Linked DNA regions of Homo sapiens: regions 1 and 2 are each linked to region 3. Evidence: read pairs that join two places in POLR2A ChIA-PET (ENCODE). Cell type or tissue: OCI-LY7. All regions are shown on one strand.

The links. Peaks named below come from ENCODE experiments on the same cell type or tissue, not always from the same donor. Only the 100,000 strongest peaks of a DNase experiment are listed, where the experiment ranks them.
Region 1: POLR2A ChIA-PET joins it to region 3 with 15 read pairs; 7 of 35 experiments call an interaction of 5 or more read pairs at or near these places.
Region 2: POLR2A ChIA-PET joins it to region 3 with 20 read pairs; 3 of 35 experiments call an interaction of 5 or more read pairs at or near these places.

Annotation. Positions count from the first base shown.
Region 1 is chr10:88,119,182-88,127,181 of GRCh38, reverse strand. It overlaps LOC105378416 (a long non-coding RNA gene), which reads right to left and starts at 6,869. Exons shown (of 3, transcript XR_946178.3): 1 at 6,752-6,869; 2 at 6,121-6,198; 3 at 1,538-5,222. In OCI-LY7, no CTCF peak of the experiment used is centred here; DNase peaks (open chromatin) are centred at 4,401 and 6,381; H3K4me3 peaks cover 939 bases; H3K27ac peaks cover 1,912 bases.
Region 2 is chr10:88,573,652-88,581,651 of GRCh38, reverse strand. RNLS (renalase, FAD dependent amine oxidase) reads left to right here. Exons shown (of 7, transcript NM_001031709.3): 3 at 1-85. Among named protein-coding and RNA genes, the nearest start is that of RNLS, 5.7 kb to the left of the region's middle. In OCI-LY7, a CTCF peak has its summit at 4,663; no DNase peak of the experiment used is centred here.
Region 3 is chr10:88,382,385-88,390,384 of GRCh38, reverse strand. All of the region lies in intron 4 of RNLS (renalase, FAD dependent amine oxidase), which reads left to right. Among named protein-coding and RNA genes, the nearest start is that of RNLS, 200 kb to the left of the region's middle. In OCI-LY7, CTCF peaks have their summits at 533, 732 (motif pointing right) and 4,476; DNase peaks (open chromatin) are centred at 734, 3,044, 4,314 and 4,634; H3K4me3 peaks cover 5,584 bases; H3K27ac peaks cover 7,034 bases.

The sequences.
Region 1 (8,000 bases), 260 kb after region 3:
AGGCATTAATGCCACATTCTATTTAGATAAATTTTTATTATATTGAAGGCCAGTGCCTTTCCATATTGGATTCTCTTGATGGACAAAAGACTCTGAAATAGCACCCAAAAAAGTATTTTTTAAAGCACTATTGTTCTTATGGAAAAAAAATTTAATTCTGACAACAATGTATAGAGAAGGGTAGCCTGGCAGAATTGCATCAACAACGTCAGTGATTTAAATTTAGTTTTACTTTAACTCATGGCCCTAACACCTTCATTCTCCAAAGACTCCATCCCTGACTAACAGTCTCAATTTCTATGTGGTTTTCTTTTTTACATGTCATGCCTAAGATGTAATGAGTAGTTCAGCCTTTACACAGATTATCAGGTGAATTTAGCAAATGGTACACACAGAAAGAAGGTCCTTTTCCAAAAGAGAGAGAAAGAGAAAGAGAGAGAGTGCAAAGAAATAAATTCTCCTGGTTATTTAGTGCTGGTAAAGAGAGTATCAATTAGCATAGCCCGTTTAAAACCATGATGGTGAAACCAAATTAGAGCCAGAAAATGTTCAATCTTTTTGACAGTCACTCCTGGAAATAACTCCTAGAAAAGTTATGTAAGTAGAATATTCATTCCAATGTTAACCAGAATGGGGAACAGAGGCTTATATGCATGAGAAAATAAGGATGTCCATTGTCATGTTGACTAAAACAGAAGAAGGGTTGTGAGACAAAAACTGGAAAAAACCTCAATATCCAACAATAGAGATATACTGCAGTAAAATAGAGTATCAATGTGATTACATGTGCAGCCATTGAAAATAATTACAAAACTTATTAAAAATATTTTTAAAATGAAACATTCGAGAATACAAAAGAATATGTACGTTTTAATTATAGTAATTTTAAAATATGTCATTCCCTGCTTCAAAGCCTTCAATGGCTCACCACACAATCTCCTTAATATGGCCATTAGGCCCACCTTTGTCTGGTCTCTACATACCCCTCCAACCTTAACTCACCCCACTCCCTAACTGCCCTGGCTCTGAGTGTTTAGAGACCTTAGAAATTGCCTAAACATGTCACCCTCAGTGATCATCTGAGGCATCACTTCTTTGAGAAGGCATCCGTGACCTTCCCCACAGCAAGGCTTTCTATGTCAGCACTATCACACTGCATTGCAATTGACTGTGCACTTTTCAGTTGCCCCAAGTGGACTGTGAGCTCCTTTTCATCTGAGATCTTGTCTATCTTTCTCACAGCTGTGTCCTAGAACCTGGCACAGTGCCTGGCATATGGAGGGGCTCAACAGATGTGCATTGGATGGATGAAAAAATAAAAGAATGATCAGTGAGTGAATCAGTGAAGGAACCAATGAGCAAATATCATTGCTACTAGCCTCTCTGCTTCCCACTTTGAGTGAATAGCTGAATGCATGCGGACCTGTGTTCAACGCGGCAAATGCAGACAAGAAGAGAAGATAAAACATAAGAACCTGTGAATATTGGGGTAATTGAGCTGACCTCATTTTCAAATAGTTTTTAATATTGCGGAGAGTTTTGGGAGGTAAGGGTGTAGCTTTATTGAGATATAATTCACATACCATACAGTTCACCCATTAAAATTGTAAAAAACAATGGTTTTTAGTATATTCACAGAATAATAAAATCATCACCCCAATCAATTTTAGAACAGTTTTATTACCACAAAAAGAGTCCCCCTACTGCCACATTCATTAGCTATCACTCCCCACCCAATCTACCCGTCCTCCTCAGCCCTAAACAACCACTAATCTTCAGCCTCTATTGATTTACCTATTCTGGATCTTTCATTTAAATGGAATAATCTGATATATGTTCTTTTGTATCTGGCTTCCTCCACTTAGCATAATATTTTCAAGGCTCACCCATGTTGTAGCATGTATCACTACTTCATTCCTTTTTATGGCTGAATAATATTCCATCGTATGGACATATCATCTTTTGTTTTATCTATTCATCAGTTGATGGACATTTGGGTTTTTTTACCTTTGGACTATTATGAATAATGCTGCTATAAACATTCATATATAAGTTTTTATATGGGCACAGTATTTTCATTTCTCTTGTGTATATAGCTAGGATGAAATTTCTGGTTCATATAGTAACTCCGTTTAACTTTTTGAGGAACTGCAAGGATGTTTTCCAAAGTGACTGCACCATTTCACATTCCCACCTTCAGTGTATGACTCCAGTTTCTCCACATCCTCACCAATGCTTACCCTTCTGGCTCTTTGATTATAGCCATCCTAGTGGGTATGGAATGGTACTGTGGTTTTAGTTTGCATTTCCCTGATGACTAATGACATTGAATATTTTTATATGCTTTTTGGTCATTTGTATATTTAATATTATTCAAAATCTTTTTTTCAGTTTAGAAAAATGTTTATAATGAGGAATAGTTTCTAATAAATAGGATGTACATAGGAGATCATTCTGAGCTTGTAGTGATAACCACCAAAGGTAAAAAGTACAAATAAGATGGCTTAATGACCTATACTGGACAAAAGAGATAGCAAGCTTCATTCCTGACTCTGGGCAAGTTTCCTAGCTTCTCCAAGCCCTGGTTTCAACATCTGTAAAATGGAATACTAACAATATCTATATGATAGGTCTGGTGTGATAGTTAAATAAAATTTACATGTAAAACACATAGCATAGTCCCTAGCAAACAGTAAGAACTCAATAAATCTTTGGTGTATGAAACTATGGTAATTAAAATTAATCATTTTTTTTAGCTACAGGACTTATGGGAGGCTTTATTATGCAAATTTGCATTATGATTCTCAAAGAAGAAAGAATTTGTTTCCTAAATTTAATTGATCATGGAATCCTTGTTTCATAGGTCGTCTGGCAGAGCAAGTTGTCTAGGAACATGCCCTGGGAAATGCTAATCTACCTCTTCTCTCTTTAACCGACCAGGAAACTGAGACCATGAAAAGAACTACCCAAGATATTTAGTCACTTGATAACAAATCCAAGGAGAGAACCCAAGTTCTCCTCTTCCCCTATTCTTCAATGAAATGCATGAACCCATCACCTTGAGAGTGGGACAAGAAGAAGCCTTGTGTCCACCTGCCCCATACTCCATCTGTTTGGTCCACAAGCTCGGTCCCCACCCTATCAGGCCCATCCTCATATTGTCATGGGCTGGAGCAAGAGTACAAATGGAGGCCCACGTGACATACGTCTAAATGTGTAACAGATGTAAGTCAAGTTGACAAACTGCTGAGGAATATATGTTTCATCCTCCTGCCTTGGCAAGTGAACCTTCATAATGACCTGAAAGGCCAAGTTGAAATTCAGAACCCCTCAGAGTTCCTCAGTGAGCGTGACCCATGAGAGAGGGGATCCTGGAGCCTGAGGCTGCATCCCACTTCCCGCCACCCCTGGCTCTGTCCCACACTGCAAGCACCTTGTTAACATGCAGATAGACCCCTCTGGCCACATGTCCAAACTTCATCCACAGGCTGTTGTGACAGCAACCTCCCAAACCCCTTCAGAACTAGGGAGTGTGCAGGCTGTCAGCAGGATGGACTCTCAGGAAGTCAGACCCAGGAAGAGACCTGGGAGTGAAGTTGGGTTCAGGGCTGTTTGGGCAGGAATATGGGGTCCCAGGCACCTGAAGTCTAGAGGGGCATGGGCTCTGAGTGGATGTTGTCCCTCAGTCCTGCAGACTGAATGCCCTGCAGGAAGAGGTATAGCACGAAGGGGGCCAGAGCACAGCTCTACCGGAGCTGCCCATGTTCAAGGGCAGTGCTGTTCACTCTGCCCATCTGAACGCCACAAGGATTGTTTCAGGGAAGATGCCTGAAAAGAAACATCTGTGAAAATCAGATTGCAAATCCCTTTCCTGAACCATGAGCTTTTTAACTGAAACAGCCCTGCAGCCCCACTGCAGGAGGGTCAGCCCAGAGATTCATGAGCAGCTGCACTGGGATGGCTTCATGTGACACACTGAGGCATCAAGAAGGGCATGCCAAGGTGACCTGGGGAGCCTTCTTTCAGGCCTCCACTACCCCCATTTGGTAAATTCGGGAAGATTAGTAAAAATTGAAAGGAGACTCAAGGCTCACATTATCTCTGGATGGTTTGCTACATGTAAATAATCAGAACTTGATGGTAGAAAGCAGATTGTCCATTATCATTAGTATGATTTCAGCCTGCTTTATGGCTCCTCAGTGAGTTGAAAACATATTTTTAGATTTAATATCAAAACCTGTCAGAATTTCTTTTGTTAAAGCTAACAGAATGATACAGGTCAGATAAATTATTATAAGAAATTTCATTAAGGAAGTGCCATATGTGGCACTATAAAAAAGACAGAGCAGCACATATGGCTAGGAAGAAGGGATGGCACTGTGTCCCCTGCACGTGCATGACACCGTCACGCCCTTCAGCCCCTGTCACTGTGGCCATACTTGAATGGGAAACCCCTCCTCCATCTCCATCCCTGCCTTATGCTGTCCTCTCTCCCCCAAAACCTGTGTTCTGCTGGTGCCCCAACCCCGGAAACCTGACAACCAATTTAATTTTTGTCTGCAGAGGACTTGGATAACAGGACTTCTGATATCCCAGGGAATGGAAACTTTCAAACAGGAGACAAAGAAAATGGATAGACAATTAAACGCAGGGCCCCAAGTCAGATTGAATGCTCTCTCTCTCTCTCCTGCTTGGTATCAGGGGTTAAGAACACCAGTTCTGGTATCAGACTAGCTAGGTTTAGGTCTTGATAAATCAAATCTCACCTTGAATTGTAATCTTCATAATCCCCATAATCCCCACGTGTCAAAGAAGAGGCCAGGTGGAGGTAATTGAATCATCGGGGCGGTTTCCCCCATGCTGTTCTCGTGATAGAGTTCTCACGAGATCTGATGGCCTTACAAGGAGCTCTTTCCCCCTTCACTCGGCACATTTCCTTCCTGCCAGAAGGTGCCTTGCTTCTCCTTCACCTTCCACTATGATTGTAAGTTTCCTGAGGCCTCCCCAGCCATGCTGAACTGTGAGTCAATTAAACCTCTTTCCTTTATAAATTACCCCCATCTCAGGCAGTTCATTATAGCAGTATGAAAATGGACTAATACAGGTCTCTACAACTCCTTCATGTGACAGTGTGCAGGCTGCTTCATCTCAGTAAGTCTCACTTTTCTCATCTGTAGTATGGGGATAATAATATCCATTTCTTCAGGTGCCCGCTGGGAAAACTAAATGAGAAAATGCGTGTTAAAGCACTTAGCATGATGCCTGGCAAAGAGTAAAAGTTCAATCCATATTTATAATTGTCTTCATTTGTATGTCATTTACAGACAATAGCTTTGGTGGAAAAACATACAATTTAAGTTAGGAAATCTGTATCTACCACTGGCTGTAAGACTTTGGCTAGTCGGTTCACCTCTCTAGACCTTCATTTCCTCATCAACAAATTGGGGATAATCCTACCCATCTGGCAGAGTTGTTTCAAGATTCAGGGAGCTACTGAATGGGGAAAGTGCTTGCAAACTATAATGTGATACGCAAGCATAATTTAATGTAATCATCTCCAAGCTATCCCCGAGCCTCTGAAAATGCTGGACAGTTGCCATTTATATGACTTTCTTCCAAATATGGACTGTCCAGGCAGTCGAGTAATAACTAAAAGCATCCTAAGAGTCTAATGATACAAAGCATCAAAACAAGTCAGAAATGTAGAAGCCCCGACTCAAAAGGGTCTGAGATGTACAGCAGAGGCGTGTTCACAAAGGAGCTGCCTCGCTGATTGCACTTAATAGCTTAGCATCCTTCAAATAGGTTATATATATATATTTAAAGCCCAGAAATTGATATTCAGCAGCACAGCTTCCTTTCAGGCCTAGAGTCTATAATAGTTTTGTCCCTTGAAATCATAGCTCAAGAGATAAACCAGTCTGGGCCTCTGAGATGCACAATGGCAGCCATGCTTGGCTAGCCAGATGCGTTCGAGTTTTGCTGATGGAGGATCTGACCACTTGGCTCGGATCATGGAATTTTTCAACCTTCTGGTCCCAGCTCTTGGCTAACTATTATGCCCTCGGAAGGCCCTTCCAGCCTGGTCCTTCTCCAAGGGTAAGTGAGCTGATTACTTACATACAACTCCTCTCTTGGACTCTGAGGCTTGGAGGGTGTTGAGCATTTTATCTTGAATCTCTTACTTTATGAAATCCTCTAGGATATATAAAACAGGAAAATGGAAAGGGAGAATGAGTGTTGAAGAAAAATGAAAGAAAGGAGGAGAAAACAAATGTTCTCCCTGACTCTGCTTCACCTCTTCAGGTGAAGGAGGAGGAAGGGTGCTGTCAAAGTTGCACCAGAGCCAGTTCTGAGAGGGAAGCACTTTGGGGAAGTAGCAGCCTGCACAGCTCAGGGGAGCTGCTGACTCCTGGAGGAGGTGGCCCCTGCCAACGCAGACCCAGCCTTAGCTGGACACAGAAAGGGCAGGATCTTTGGCTCCTGTGGTATCAGAAAGAGGTGACAGACACATGCCTGGAGCAGATTAACCTCAGGCAAAATGGAGAGAGAGGCAGAGCTGAAGTGGGATTACAGACCTCCTCTGCTCTGGTCTTTACCTCAGTTTCCTCTTAGCTGTGGGAAAAAAAAAAACAACCCTCGTGTGTAATTTGAACATTTCTATTCATTGGGTGGTGACTAAGGCTCAGCAGCCCTGAGCCTCTTCCAGCCTCAATTGCTGTCTCTCCTCAAGTTCTCTTTCCCTCCCCACCTGCCTCGCGATGCACAGGTTCCTTCCTTTCTCCTTTCTTTCCTCAGTCCTCTTGCTGCTGTCTCCACTTTCTCCTGCCTCAGACTCTTTCATTCAAACCCTTCTTTCCTGTTCACCCTCCTTCCTGCTCCCCCTCCTTCCTGTTCCCCTCTCCTTCTTGTTCCCCCTCCTTCCTGTTTTCCCCTCCTTCCTGCTCCCCCGCCTTCCTGCTTCCCTTTCCTTCTTGTTCCCCCTCCTTCTGCTCCCCCTCGTTCCTGCTTCCCCCTCGTTCCTGCTTCCCTCCTCGCTCCTGCTTCCCCCCTCGTTCCTGCTTCCCCCTCGTTCCTGCTTCCCCCCTCCTTCCTGCTTCCCCCATCCTTCCTGCTTCCCCCTCCTTCCCGCTTCCCCCCTCCTTCCCGCTTCCCCCCTCCTTCCTGCTTCCCCCTCCTTCCTCGCTCCTGTCCCCTTCTCTCTCAGTTCCCCTCCTCCTCTGTCCTTTTGCTGTCCTAGTCTACCTTTCCTGTTCTTGTCCTACCGCTTCAAGATGCCCTGGTGGGGACTTTCTGATTTCTCTGTTTCTGGCTTCTAGAACTTTGAAGGTAATTAAAATCATATTCGTATATGTATCTGTCAAAAGTCCCCAATATTGGTGGGGAAAGAATTAGGCAGGGGAAATGGTGATTCATGTTTAAATAAGTAAAATAAGTATAATAAAACCACTTTATAGTAAATTTTCTAAGATTGCAGACTACTTTTTATATTTCTTGTGGTTTCCATAGAGCCTAGCATTGTGCCTAACACATAAAAAATGCTCAATAAGTATTTGTTGAATGAGTGCCTCAACCAATGAATGTATGAATATGGAAACAAAATGTGGTTTATTTCATTTAAGCACATATAGCCACAGTGTCAATTGAGCCAGAAAGCAGGGATGTATGTCTTTAAAGAATCTTGGAAATCCTTGATGGAATGTACCTATTCACTTATAATTAGCATAAGTATTATTAAAATGTTGCCCTCTTCAATGGGCTAACATTTTCCTTGTTTACATTACTAATTTTCTTGGCAAGCCTTCTTTCACAAATACAGGTCAATCCCAGCTACAAGTTCTGTACACAAAGCCGCTGACTCTGCTGGTGTCCCGTGTTGACACTGGATTACTTTACCCATCTCCTCTGCACCTAACTGGTTCATCTGCAGGATTCATCTAACTCATCCTTTCACAAATGTTTCTCTTATGCTTCTTTGTGCTAATCTTTATGCTGAGTAC
Region 2 (8,000 bases), 190 kb before region 3:
GGAATGGTGATGAAAGAAGGAGACTGTAACTTTGTGGCACCTCAAGGAATTTCTTCAATTATTAAGCATTACTTGAAAGAATCAGGTGGGAGTAAGATTTTCTCTGCCTAAATTTTAAAATTAGCATTTAAAAACAAGTTACACACATAGTTACATATTAATACTATACAGGAAATTATAAATATTAGGTGCTCTATTTGCTGATCAATAGCTAGTCCTTCCCCAAAGTAATCATTGATAAGCTTCCAGTGTATATTTCCGGAACAATGTTTATGCATCTCTCTATTGAGCTACATGGCTGTCTCTATTTATCTATAATATAGATATTATAGATGTATATATATATATATATATATACACACACACACACATACATATATATTTCTTTATATTTATTCTTTTAAAAATATAAAAGGGAATAATTTTGCATAAATGATTCTATACCTTGTTTGACTCATATCTTGGATCTATTTTCATATCAGCAAATTTAGTGTAATCCATTTTCTTTAATGATTGTCTAGTATTTATGACATATGCGTACCATCACTTATTTAACTATTAGCTTTCTGGTAAATATTTAGGCTGTATGGGGTTGGGAGATTGTTTTGGTTTTTGCTAATACAAACATTGATGCATGTCTATTGTTGACATGCTTTTGGAAGCATATCTTTATTTAGGATCAATTCCTCACAGAAGAATAGCTATGTCAAACGATATTTGCATTTTTAACTTAGCTAGGTTGTGCTGTGTATTAATCTTAAAGAACATCTCACCAATAGTGATGAGAATGTTTCTTTCCCCACATTTGGGTATAATGGAAATTTTTAATTTTTGCCAGTGTAATAGGTTAAAAATTGGATCTCTTCGTGGTTTTAATTTGCATTTCTTTAATTACAAATGAGTTTATGCATTGTTTTTGTTTTATTAGCCAGCTCTTTGCAGTTTTCTTCTGTGAATGTCTTATTCATAACCTTTGCCCATTTTCTATTAGGATTTTCATTTGTTCCTTATATATTTTATGAGCGTTTTGAAAATGGACCTTTTAAAAAAGAAAATAGAATTTTTCTTGGATAATTGATGATTATTTTTAAAGGAGAATGAAGCTTCTTGATAAATCATAATTCAGTTAAGTACCCAAGTTGAGATAACTGAGAAAGGATATAGGCTAAGAATTTTTTTATAAGCCATTTCCAGCATAATTACTGTTTTGATCTTTATCATCAAATATTACTTATTGAGAACCCCAAGAATCCTTGACACTGGGCATCAGAGAGGTCAGTAAGATTGAATAAACAACATGAGAACATAATAAATACCATTCTGGCTTAGACCATTTCTCCATTCGAGATTCAGTATATAGATGGTATGTTAGACTACTCCAGAGAAACAGAACCAATAGGGTATGTGTGTGTATGTATGTGTGCATGCATGTGTATATGTGAGTATGGATAAAGAGAGAGATTTATTATAAGGAATTGGCTCACATGATTATGTTGGTTGGTAAGTCCCAAGATCTGCAGGGTGATCCAGCAAGGTAGACACCCAGGAAAGCTGGTGGTATACTTCTAGTCCAAAGGCTGGCAGGCTCAAGACTCAGGAAGAGCCAATGTTTCAGTTCTACTCTGAAGGCTGGAAAAAAGCTGATGAGCCAGTTCAAAGGCTTTCAGGCAGGAAGAATTCTCCTTTATGTGAAGGAGGATCAATGCGTTTGTCCTATGTAGGCCTTCAACTGATTGGATGAGGCCTACCCACATTAGGGAGGGCAATCTGCATTACTTGATCTACTGATAATAAATGTTAATCTCTTCTAAAAACGTGCTCATAGAAACACCCAGAATAGTGTTTGACCAAATATGTAGGCATCCTATGGCCAAGTCAAGTTGACACATAAAATTGACCATCACAGATGGTGACACTATTGGACGTTTTGTAGAATGTTACTATCAGCTTCATATAGTGTGGCCATATCACTTTAAAAAATCTCATTTCCACCATGATTTTCCCCTGACCCAGGTTGGATGAGTATACCTATTGAAATCATCAGGTACTTACTAACTGATATGCGTGCATGCATGCATGTGCAGGAGCTTAGAAAATGATATCCCAAAATGGAGCCCTCAGAAGTAGCTCTCTCTGACCTTCTCCTGCCCTCCTATCTCTGGCCTTGCATTCATCCCTGAGGCTAGCCCTAGAAAATAGAATCTCTTTTCCCAAGGCAGGTCGTAGAAATAAGAACCCCTTTTCCCCCCAAACCAGCCATAAAACCTAAAACTATCACTCTAGCTTTCCCCTGCCTTCCTTTGTAAAAACTGGCCATAAAGAAATTATCTGACCTACCGTGTTTGATTGTAGCTCACAACAGTTCCAGAGAGGGTCATGACCTATAACCATAAAGAAAGAATGCTGCACAGAGAGGACAAGAAGAATCTAGACAGACAGGCCTTGGTGGGTTTTACCAGTTTGTTAGCCATAGATATAACCCTTTGTCCAATCATATTGCTGCAGAGCTGTCCATACTTTGTTGAATCTAAGCATAAAAATGGACTCCTGTATCTTTGGGTCTTCAGTCTGAAGGTTTCAGTGTCATGCAAAACTATGATTAAATAAATTTGTATGCTTTTTCTCATATTAGTATGCCTTTTGTCAGTTGATTTTTACTGAAATTTCACCCCTACACATGCATATATACATACATACACATATCCTTTTGTTCAATAAACATTCATTGAATACTTACCATAATGCCAAACATTGTTCTAGGTACTAATGATACAAGAACCAATGTCCTTGCCTTCATGGAGTTGATGTCCTGGCAGAGAAACATCTTTGAATACATTGCATCTATCTCCTTATTTTGTTATGTGTTTGGGGGAATACATACGTTTTAACTTCCAATTTTGCTTTTTAAGCTTTTCAGAGAAGAGATTATTTTTAATTCCTTGTACCTCACTCAGAAACTAATAGTACCTCCTACATAGTAGGTAGAGTGATATAAATGTTAAAAATTTATTTTATATCAAGTTCATGGTCTATTTAACTTGAGTTTATATAAATTTTTCTTTGTTTATTTTAATGCTATTTAATGTTATTCTTGTAATACTTCGAGATTCTCCTCTACCCCGATCTATTATCTATAGGATTTGTTGGACCCTATCTATAATATTTTTAATTTTATAATTATATCCCTTTTAAACATTCTTTAAGTCCCTTTAACCTTTCTATTCTATAAATGGTCCACAAAAACATTTTGGTTTTTCCACACTATAAGCTAAGACAGTCCCTGAAATCAGAATGACCTGGATTCCAGTTAATGTCCTACCATCCCTTTCTGTTCATGTAATATTAGGAAAGTTTAAAATCTGTACCTCAGTTCTTTCATTGAAAAAAATGAGCGTAATGAAATGCAAAAATGAGGGTACTTACTACAGAATATTGTAATGGAAGTTCTTGCTACAAAGTGTTGTGAGGAATGAAAGATATAATGCACTCAAATTCAAGCAAGTAGTAAGCCAGTCACATAGTAATCTCTTGAAAAATGTTAGTTTAAAAAATATTGTACTTGAATGAAGCTGACCTTCATATATTCCTTACTTTAAGAAATCAAATTGCCAACTATTTTCAAAAATACTCTATATTTTGGAATCTAGTTGAGTTTAAAACCCCACAATCTGATGGACCAACCAGTGGTCATTCAGATTGGGACCAGACTCCCAGGGCAATTATTTGTCTGGGATATGCCTAATCAGGCATGCTTTAGAATAGGTTCAAACCTTTAAAGCCAATATTTAACTAGACCAATTTCCCAGAACAAATAGTAAAAGGTAAAGGAAATAGATGCTTTCTTCTTGACCTTATGTTCTATTTTAATTTATTGTCCGATGTGTTCACATTAACCTCATTGCAGAGAAAGCTGTATTTATTGGCATCAATTTCACTGACTGCCTGCCTTCTCCATTAATACAATCTTCTTGAGTGAGTGAAACATGATTTTCTTTTGTTCTTTTTTTATACTAGTTGTCATTATGCTGGGGTGAGAATTGACAATAGCAAAAGTGATTCTAGCTATCAGTTATTAAGTGCTGACTATTTATCTAATACTACCTGAGGTACTTTACGTATGTAGTTTCTAATTCTCACAGTAAATTTTCAAGGGAGTTAATCATCATCCCTATTTGTTAATGCGAAGAATGAGACTCAGGTACTTTGTCTAAGGTGGCTTGGCTAGTTGGTAACAGAACTGAAGTGCCTTTGCAATTAATCATGTTGTTTTTTTCTATTAAGTCTCTCATGGAGGGCAATGAGAGGTGCTCATACTCTCCAATTTAACATCTATTTTGTAGAGCCTTCTCTTTCCTTATTGATTATTTTCCTATAGTATGAAGATTGTACCCATCCCACCTGGTGCTACGTGTCAGTAGACACATGGTTCAATAGAACAACCTCATAGTTCCCTGTGCCCCTAGTTTCCCTCTTTCATCAGTTAATTCCTGACATAGGGGGAAGTGGATATTGAAGAGTAATACCACCTTAGTTCTTTATGCAACCTGGGAAATTGGTCACCTGATGGTTCCTGCCTATGACATGGAAAATGATGGGCCAGGTCCTTTTGCTTTTGAATAAGGTCCCATGTTACTAAATTATTCAAAAAAGATGAATTTAGCTTCCAGGACACAGAGTGAGCAGCTTTTATTTAGCTTGTCCTACCAATAGGGAGGGCTGTTGCTGCATTTATTTGTTTTTATTTTATCATCTACCTAAAAAGGACATTGGCTAGCGATCCAGAAAGTCAACATTTGCAAAGTAACCTGTCAAAATTGACAAGATCAATTTATTAGAAAAAAATGGTTTAGGTGGCAGATGCCATTAGCTAGGATGGCTTCTGTATTGTAATATTTACTTTTATTATTCTCTCTCTTTTTACTTTTGTGCCTATTTTCTTTCTAAAATTGATAGAGGGGAAGTGAGTCTGGGTGGTTCTGTCTCAAAATTTCTCCCAGCAGGTGATCCTGGCACTCATCCGTAACGATGTCCTTTTTAGAGAAGCTAGAGGATGGCATGAAAACCAGGTTAAGCATTCTTCTATTTACTTCAAGCTGTGTAGTCAGTTAGAGATGGTTCACATCACTTCAGGTCCCACCTGAGCAGTTCTGACTGCTGCTCACTAAAACCTATTTGTGGGAAATCATAGGAGAAACATAAACTTGGATTTTCTCCTTAAAATGGAGGAAGGCCAGGGATAAAATTGAATAAATATATAACAGAAACACATTTGCCTTTGTAAAATGTTTAAACCTTCTTAGACTTCTGATATCTTTATAGCTATCTGAAGATCATTTTATTCTAATTAAATATTATGTGCTGGGGAAACAAAAGTCAATAAGAGACATGATCCTGGCCTCTGTTAATGTAGAGTATAGTGGGAAGAAAAGACATTAAACTAATTATACATACAAAGAAAAGATGCATGATAAATGTTAAGAAGAAAGAGTGAGAGCATTATGAGAGAACTTACAATAAAAGGACCTAGCCCAGTAGGTTTTAGAGGAGTGATGGGGGAGATGTGTTAGGGAAAGCATCCCTGAGGAACTGATATTTTCATGGGTACCTGAAAGGTGGGCAAGAGGGAATTAGGCTGAGAGCTGAATGATGAGAGTTCAATGCAGTGGACACATCAAATTGGAACTGTTTTGAAGCAGTAGGAGGAGGTTAGTGCATTCAAGGAATAAAAGATCATTATGACTGGACGGTAGTGAGTGAGGGAGAAAATGGTAAAAGATGATGCTCAAGACTAAGGCAGGGCCAGGTTATACAGGGCTTTGTAAGCAATGTTAAAGATTTTATACTCTAAGTGCGATGGGAAGCCATTGAAGGGTTTTATGCAAGAGAGGGACATGGTCAAATTTACTAAGCTCAGACATAACTCTTGAGACTATTTATTTATCCATTTTAAAATTGGGTTTTTCAGAGCTTATAGATTTAAACACATAGTCTTTGTGAAAGTTATTAATTACTTTCACAAGGAAATGCCACTTTCCCAAAAACTTTGCTCCAAGCAGTTGGAAAGGAAGCCTTTCTGGTTAATAAGAGAGGCTATACCATTTCTCCTACCTCTTGATAAATGCTGCTTTTTGGGTGGTTTTGCCAGTGGTGTTTGATTTGGGCGTGTCCACCTACCCCAGTGGTTCTCATACTTTAGCGCGCATCATGACAAGACTAAGGGAGCTTGTTAAACATGGATTGCGAGGCTCAATTCCCAGAGTTTCTTATTCAGTATGGTCGGGTTGGGGCCCAGGAATGTGCATTTTCTAGTACATAGGTGCTGCTGGTCTGGGGTTCATACTTAGAGAACCACTGACATATATATATATACACACACACACACACATATACATATACACCTTGGTGTATATATATGTGTATATATATATATATATATACACACACATATATATATAGTATATATATATAATATGTGTGTGTGTGTGTGTGTGTATATATATATATATATATATATATATATATATATACTTTGCAGAACACCTTGTGGCCATTGGGATACATTTTCAAGGCGTTCATCTGGGGCATGAAGAATTTTCTAGGACTGTGAACTTAAGTCCCCTTAAACACACACTCATACCACCAACAATAACAGCATATTGTTCTCTTCAAAGGAATATTATGAGAAAACGTAGAATCAGTTAACTTAGCTGAGGTCTGGGACAGGGCCATGGACTAAGTGAGGCAAGTAGGGTGAGGCATCCTAAATAAATAAAAACAGAGTGAAGCAGAGCTGCCCTTGTTGGAATAAAGGAGATGGTGGATATGTGTTGAAAGTGCAAATTATTTGCACCTTCCCCAAGCAGGGGCCTTAGAAAAGCCCTCAGGCAAGATGGAGTACTGTTTACAAGCCCCTTGCTCTAATCTTTGAACAGAATGATGCACACTGTCTTGAACAGAGATTGATCTCTTGGGCTAGCTAGAACTATGTTTCTTCTAACATTTACATTTGATTTTTTAAAAACTGGAGTGCTTACTAGGGTGTAGCATTATTTAAGGGTCAATGAAAGAGATGAAAGTGTATGAGATCTGAAGACCCGACATGAAGGAGCCTTGAGTATTATTACATAGATAAGATACAACTAAAGCATGCAGATATTTTGAATCAATGTCAAAATTAGTACTAAAGGCAGTGATGGTTGAAGAATATCATAGAGAGGAAGGATCACACTGAGCTGGAGTGGCTACAGAAAGGAAGCTTTGGGATGAACTTTAGCTGGATTTTTAGTGACTAGGAACGTGAGATTTCCCAGGTAAAGATGAACAGGATCTTTCAGTGTGCTTTTTTCCTCCCTCATTCCATCTTCATTTCTTTCTTTTTCTATACACAAAGCTGAATAAAAGTAGATTTGCTTGTAAATCAAAATTTTTTGAAAACTGGAAGGTGAGTACTAGTTTACTAAGGAGACTTAATGACCCAATTGTACTTTCTTTCAGTTTATGGTTCATAATTCATTCTTTTTATTTGTTATGTTGCCTAGGCTGGAGGGTAGTGGTGCGATTTCAGCTCACTGCAACCTCTGCCTCCCGAGTTCAAGCGATTCTCGTGTCTTAGCCTGCTTAGTAGCTGGGATTGCAGGCATGCACTACCATACCCAGCTAGTTTTTGTATTTTTAGTAGAGATGGGGTTTCACCATGTTGGCCAGGCTGGTCTCAAACTCCTGACCTCAAGTGATCCACCCACTTCAGCCTCCCAAAGTGCTGGGATTACAGGTGTGAGCCACCGTGCCTGGCCTCATAATTCATTATTTTAAATAAATACTTAACTAATAAATTCTATGCTATGTATACTATATGCTATACATAGAAATAAAACAGGTATAATTTGTAGCTCATGGGCCTTACAGATTAAAAGGGAAGACAATATTAAAGAAATAATTATTAAAATATCCTTGTGTTAAGTGCTAAGAAGGAAAATGTTATGGGAGGGTACTCTAGAGTA
Region 3 (8,000 bases):
TTTAGTGCATTCAGACGAACGAATATTAAAAACTTCCTTAGGTCCTCAAAGAAGGGCCTTGACATCTTTCCTTAGTGAGCTGGTCCAATGTTCTAAATCCTCTGAGCAGGATCCCTGTGGTGTGTGACCCAGATAGCGTCCCAGAGACTTTCACTTTATTTCCTTGTGAAGACACGTGAAAGCTGCTTTATCAAGGAGTCACTAAGTCTGGTCACAACACAGTTTCAAGGAACCAACACTGGGACACTTACCATTTTGATGATTTTATCAGCTTTGATGGTGAGCCTAATTACAAAAGTCCTATCAAATGAATATCCACTGGTTCTTGATAGACCACAACCAAATTGTATTTCCCCCTTGTGTTCCTAGCTATTTATGAATATTGTTGCAAATGCTGTAATTGCCATCACCTTCTTCTGACTTTCTCAATATAATACCTAATTAGTCAGTGTCAGTGTTGCCAGATGATATGAAATGCTGTGGCTTCTGGCCCTCATTTTCTAATGGATTTGGAATTGTATGTATTTATGTCATTGCTCTTCCTTTATAGCAACTACATGCCCTATCCCTGAATCTGTAAATATTCTGAGGCAGGTATATCTTGTAGTCCCCCAATAGCAAGAGTACCCTGCTTATAGTTTTTGGACATTTGTATTTAATGTTGCTCCTTTTATTTCTGTATGCATTCTCACTAGATAGGGCTTTAGCTTTAAAAACTGTGCGAATTTCATTCCACCAGAGGGCACCATGGTAAACTTCACTTTCAAAAGGATCCTTAACAACTCAGTTAAGAAATCCCTAAAAGGATCCTTAACAACTCAGTTAAGAAATCCCTAAAACCGAAATATTGAAACAAATGAATGTAATTAAAGCAGCAATACCTTTGACCAAGATATTTATTCCATCGTGACTTTTAAATCTCTATAGAATGATTCATTTTGCTAAGGGTATGTTAATCACTCTCAAGCACAACTTTGACAAATCAAAAATAGATAGCAGGCTTTATTATGGCCAATGTGTGAGCTCCACAGACTGTCAAAAAAAGAAAACAACAATAACAAAAAAAAACCCAGCACAGTTCTGTTAGGAGACATACCTCTCCTTTTCTGGCTCCAAAAGAGAATGAATGCTTTTTGAATCCTAGGAGGTAAACCAATATCGTAATTTCCTACATGCTACAAAATAGCCATCTTTAGTAAAGCTCCAATTTCAGGGTGGATTTTAATTGTTTACTACTAATAAACCTTGGGAGTTAATTTATACCATCCCTCAAGTCCCAACACAAACAGATTCCCTTTTCCAGAACTCATGGTGGCAAGATTCCATAGAACTCCCCAGATGATGGCAGCTACTATCAGAGCTCTCAACTCTGACAGGAATTAACAAATAACAGGTTACAAACAGGAAACACAGTGTCTCATATCCATGGCTCCACTGATGCATGGTACTATGTAACATGTAGGGTATGTTAATTCCCTGATATTTATTCACTTATTCATTCGACACATAGTTATTGAGTATCTCCTGTGTACCACGTTGTAAGCTCTGGGGATACAGTGATGAGGGCAATTGACCTGATCCTTGTCTTAATGGAGTTTGATTACTAGTAGGGGGAAGTCATATAAAAAGACGATGATAAACAAGGAATCAAATAAAAACATAAGTAATTTCAGTTTGAGAGGTCACAGAAAGTTAATAAAAAGGTTCTATGAGAATGAAGGGAACTCTCACACAGCTTGTGAGAGTAGGACTGTCTGTGTAGATAGCATGAGATAGGAGAAAGAGCTAGCCATGTGATAACATGGAGACAGGGACCAGCAAAATATTTAAGTCTCTTCAGCTGGAAAGACTGTGCTGTGTTCTGATAACAAAAAGGAGGCCTCCATAGCTAGAACAGTGAGTCCTAGGCAGAGTGAGGCAAATTAAACTGGGGCCAGATCCTGGGAAGGATTTTGAATTATTCTCAGGCATGTTTTAAGCAGGATGGCATAGTCCAGAGAATGGATTTCAAGGGAAGGAGGCAAGAGCTGGGGAAGACAGGGTGCCAGAAAGTATTGAAACCAAATAGCAAGTTATTGCAGTGGCTCAGAAGGAGAAAACAATGGTGATTATGGAGATGAACAGAGTAGCCTTATTCAAGGTGTGTTTTAGAAGTAGAATCTACAGGACTTGCTGATAAATTAAACATGGAAAGAAAATTAAGACAAAGATGACTTACAGGTTCTTAGCTTGAGCAACTGGGTGAATGGTTATGTTGTCGACTAAGCCTGAGGAAGGAACAGCTTTCAAGGATAGATGGAAGGAATAATTAGGTATCCAACTTCTACGTGTTAAATGAAAGGCGACTGTGATACACCCCAGGGAAATATATTCAGGACTGCCCTCTGAGCCCTCTAGACATAGGTTTCATTTGTACCACAACCATCTCCCCTTCCAAATACCCACAGAGATGTTTCCTATATCTATGTTTTCAAGGTGTGTGGTCGTGAAGAACAGGGAGCCCTTCACTCCTGTCTGCATTGCCCGCTAAACTACAGGCTGACGTGCCTTCTGATTTTCTTTTCTGCTGTCAGAGCATTTGCTTCCCTCTGTCCTACAGGACAACTCTAAATCATTATCTCCACAACACCTGCTCCATATCAAAAGTGTTAGATTTTTAGCCAGAAGACATGCACTATTTTTCTTACTAGCTGGGTGACCTGGGGCATGCCATTTAACTTCTGGGAGCCCTGCAGGTCTTTGTAAAGACAATATCAATGATTACATGTAAAAGCACTTTGTAAACTGTAAGCAGTTACGTAAATAGGCTTGTTATTCTCATTTTTGTCTCAGTCTCCACCACTGTAACAAATAATCTTCCTTTTTTTTTTTTTTTTTTTTTTGCTCTGTTCTCCTCGCTTTTCTTCTTGCGTGCTTCTTCTGTCTCTTGTCCTTTCTGCCACATAAATTTGCTTTCCTGAAAAAGGCTGGTTATTTGGAGACATCATCACCAGCCAATCAGAGCTCTCTATTCCTTCTGGCTGGAAAGCCAATCAGATGTAAGCTCCAGGTCTCTTTTCAGTGTTGCTAGGGCTTCAGGTCTACTTCTAAAAGCTGACTTGCTTGCTTTCCGCTAGTTCATTCTCTGTCTCTCTCTGCTCCCCACTTCTCCCACCCCCACTCTATTCCTCTCACTCCTCCCCTCTTCTGGGTTTGGAGCAGTTCCAAATACTTAAGGCTTCCGGAAGTTTGGGTTATGGATAAGCAAGGTTTGACTGTATATTTTTTCCCTTGAGAAATAGAGGACAGCTATTCCATGTTCAATATTGAAGCAAATGTTTTAGCAGCTTAATGTCCCTTGGCTACATAAAATTTAGTTCTGTTTATGTGTTTTGGGTGTACAGATCACTTTTTATTCAGATGGACTAGAGCATAAACTGGCATTGAGTTTTCTGGCAATGAAACGTCATAGCACTGGAACCTCACTGGGCTTTACAAAAATGCATTCAAAATATTTTAAAGTACTTCCACTTTATAACTGATGACAGAAGATGATAAATACATTGTGGTTATTTTGCTCCTGTTTTTTGAACTTTCAGTGCTGGGATTATTGGAGACAACTACCCTGAGATAGCAGTGATTTGGGAACTAATACCTAATGGCTAAGTGGGTGTCCTCAGCCCTCACATCCTGCTTATCTATGGAAACTAAGTAACATGGGAATGATAGCTAGAAATCCACCCTTTTCAGAGGACCCAAGAGTCCATCTTTAAATGCTGTATGGCTGGGTATGCTGTGAGGATTCTCTTAACACAGAACAGCTCTGCCTTCCAAAACCCTAAAGACGTTTGATAAGGAAAAATAGCTAACAAGTTATGCCTTTCTCATAACCTTTGAAACCTACTTAAAAACTGAAACAGTACAAGAATTTGCAGTTTAAAATGACCAGAGAAGTGGCAGAAAGCCAGAATTCTGTCAGAGACGGCTTAGAAAAGCTTAATGATTAACAAATGGGTCACTGCCTTCAGGCTCTGACCTTTAGAACTAACCAATTTTAGCCTTTTGGTTATGTTCCTTCAACTCGTTTTATATCAAGGAAAAAAAAATACTCTCTAATGGCACAGTACCACCCATCCAAAAAAAGGATTCTTAGCAGTCCAGTATTTGGTCAGTAGCTTTTCTGATAACATGGAGTTGGTCCTAAGCACAGTATTAACAACTGTTAAATTATATTTTTTGTTAGAGTTTAAGGAAGGCCCTAAGCACGACTGCATATCCTGCAGGTGAAATGTACGAAATTTCGGTTAACATGGTAACGGCTCTAAAAATACCTAGGCTACAGTTTAACCACAGAGTTTCCTCCTTAACGTAAAAAAGCCACCATCACGAGCTGTTAGAAAGTGCAACAAAAGCAATCTCTGTCGGACTTTGTGCAAGCAGGCTATTAAATCAGGCCTGGCAGTGACAATCTGCAGCCACTCTGCATCAAAGTAATAATTAAAGTTTTGCAAGCCCAAACAGCAATGCACAAACCACCTAAGAAATATGTTACATTGATAAGTCCTTTTTTTCTGCCTGTAACTTCTCTTCTCCCCTACCCCCAACCACCAGGTGGACTAAGCAGGGCGTGGCAGGGGCACCGTGACAAAGAGTCACCACACCATAACCACAGGGCCCCACCCGAAGGAAAACCTAGGGCAGGCTGCCACGGTTTTCCCAGCAACCTCTGCACCAGGATCCCATAGAGTATGCACAGGAGGCTAAATCACTCACCTGGGGTTTCCCATCTGGGCTCTTTGCTTGGCAGAGACAGAGAGGGTGGGGTCAACCTTTTCCTTGATGCTTTTGCAGTTAGCAAGTTGGAAACACATTTGACTCTTTTGAATTCTGTGCCTTGGCTATTCAGGAGTCTGTCATGTCTGGGCTTACTAAATTCTACCATGTCTAGGCTGCCGGGTTTAATAAATAGAAATACCTGACATCCAGTTAAATTGGAATTTTGAATAAACAGTGAAGAATTTAGTGAGTGTAAGTATATCCCATGCAATGCTTGGGATACTTACACTACATACTTATATACTTATACTACAAATAATTTCATAGTTTACCTGAAATTCAAATTTGACTGGATGTACTTTCAGAGTCTTTTTATCCACCAACACCCAATTAACAAATTGGTTTTTATTTGTTTGGGCTTTTTAACTTCATTTTGCTTTTATTTAGTTTTGCTTTGCCTTGCAAGCCTTGGGTCAGTGTAGAAAGGCTAATCCAAGGAAATGAGCTAGCATTTGCTGAGCTCATTCTTAAATCAGGCTTCATCTTAGGTACTTTTGATGCATGGTCTTTTAAAATCCTCACATCATCCTCTATAATAGCCTACTTAAAATCCACATTTTATAGAGGAGGGTACCTCAGCTCAGAAAGGTTAAGTGATTTGACCAAGGTCACACAGCTAACAAGGAGGCAAAGCTAGGTGTAAGCCTAAGTGAGTATGACCCCAACTGGCTTTCTCAACTACTTAGTACATCTGCAATAGTCACATTTAAATGTAATAGTTAATTTTTGCCTGTTTATCAGACATTAGGTTCTTTTCCTTAACAAACGTCAACTCAATAGCATAGATTTCATAAGCGAAAAGCTCAAATTGACAGCTGAATTGGGAACTGTTCTCCATCAACTCCTGGTACATAATAAACTATTTTATTAATCTCTTTACTAAAAATGAACTTCCAGGCCATTTCTGACTACTCCACACTAGAGCTATAGTTGTTCTAAGTGCTTTCTATATAGTAATTAATCTAATATTGAAATCAACCCTATGATATAGTCAGTACTATAATTTTCAATTTATAGTGTAGAGAAATTGAAGTTCACAGCCTTTCCCAAGGTCATACACTGGTAAGGGAATTAAGCATGATTTAATCTCATCTTCCTGGCTGCAAAGCCTAGGTTGTGTGGCTTTGAGGAATTACTTAGCCTCTCTGAGCCTAAGTTTTTTCATGTGTAAAATGGGAATTATAACTACAGTACTATCTATATCATTGTTAACCATCTAAATAATGGTTAATTCATTTACCAGTGTTTGACCTTGAGAAAGTCTCTGAACTTAAACAGCTTTGCACATAGTAAGCACTCAACAAACATGAACTTATACAATTATTTTGAGAATTATCTTTAGTAGACACCTTTGACAATAAAGGACATAAGAGAATAGTCTATGTCAGGGATTGGCAACATTTTTCTGTTAAGACCCAAAAAGTAAATATGTTAGACTTTTTAGGCCAAGAGTCAAAATCAAGGATATTATGTGGGCAATTACATGACAAGATAGAAAACAAATTTCTATAAATCTTTATTGACAAAAATGGAAAATTTGATAATAATAGTTAAGTATAATTTTCTATAATATAGGTCTACTGATGAGAAAAATTGAATTCTTTTATTGTGGGAGAGTGATAACATTTCACTTAATTGGGGTTCAAAGTTAGTGCTTCCTATCATCAGAATCAATTGCCCATGCCCATCTGTTAATGCTGATTCATAATGAGGTTTTACATATTTTGTCTTTGAAAATATCTTTTCACACAAATAGATACTGTCAAATACTAATATCTGTTGATGAACATATGATTTTAATTTAGCACAATCATTACTTAAAAAGCACTTAAAGAATTCTATTAGATTCTTCTCTTGGTATTTGCCTTTTAGCATGTCATTATATTAATTACTTCCAATTGAAGGGTAGGTGGAAGCTCCTCAATTGCACAGTTAAATGGATTTTGAAATAAGGAAATTTCATTTGCACTTGCATCAAAGTCCAAAAAAATCCACTGCTGGAATTGTAGTTTGAACTCAAAAGATATATCTGCTGCACGTTTGTGTGGAAATGGAGGTCTTGCTTCTTGTTTTAACTTTTGACAGCACAGGAAATGTAGAAAGCAGTTTGACATTACATGTGATTCAAACAACATTAGTTGTCACTGAAATGACTTTACCACAGTATAAATTTCACTTGTAAGTGCTGTTTTGCCTAACAATTTTAGGTTGAATTTTTAAAGAAACATTAACAGTCTGTAGGAAAGCTCATTTCCAAAACTATTCAGTATTCAATTATAGGTGATAGTGGTGCATCTCATTCATAAAAATTTCAATCTTGGCCCTGAGCTCAAACAAATCATAATGAAATGTTACTACTACTTAGCAATTGTTTCTGCCATGTGATAGAGAAGTAGAATATTCAGATTCTATTCTAACAAAACTTTACAGGACTAATGATGGTTAAGTCCGCAAAAGTAAATGAATATCACCATTGACACTACTGTTTCAATTACACATGATAGATTTAAAGATGTTCCACAAAGCACCGCTGATGAATAATATGAGTCACTATAGGTTTAAGATGCCTTACATTTTGAAAAGCTATATGAATTTGTACAATTAAACCCTTTTTCTGCTTTAAAATAAATATTTTACCACCGTCTATTGGAACACATCTTAGAAGATTCCCCTTCAGGTTGTGCAGAATTTGTGTTCTCTCAGTTTTTTTGGAAATGTTGTCACCTATAGTTTTACAATGCAGGCTATTCATTAGGCTAATTCTTTAATCACTGTAGACTCAGAATTGACTCCTCAAATAAATAATAACTGAGTGGTATCAGCTATATCTGTCAACTCATCAAGATGCAAGGAAAACCACTCAAAATTACTTGCCTTGTCTTTTAATCAACAATTGCCATTGCTTCCAGTATTCTCAACTATTCAAGCAACTGTTCTCACCAAAAAGCTAATAGTCTTAAACAGGTTTGTTCTATCTGGATAATTTATTCAACTGCTATAATCAAACACAATTTAATTTATTCATCCTCAGTAAATAGCTTTCCTTGCTTGGGAAACAAATGAGCTACTCAGAAAATTATTTTTGATGCAGTGTTATTTGCACTTTTTATTTTTGTGAAAAAATTCTACTGTGATGATATATTCAATTTAATTTTTTATTTCTATGACTATTGGTTACTGGTGAG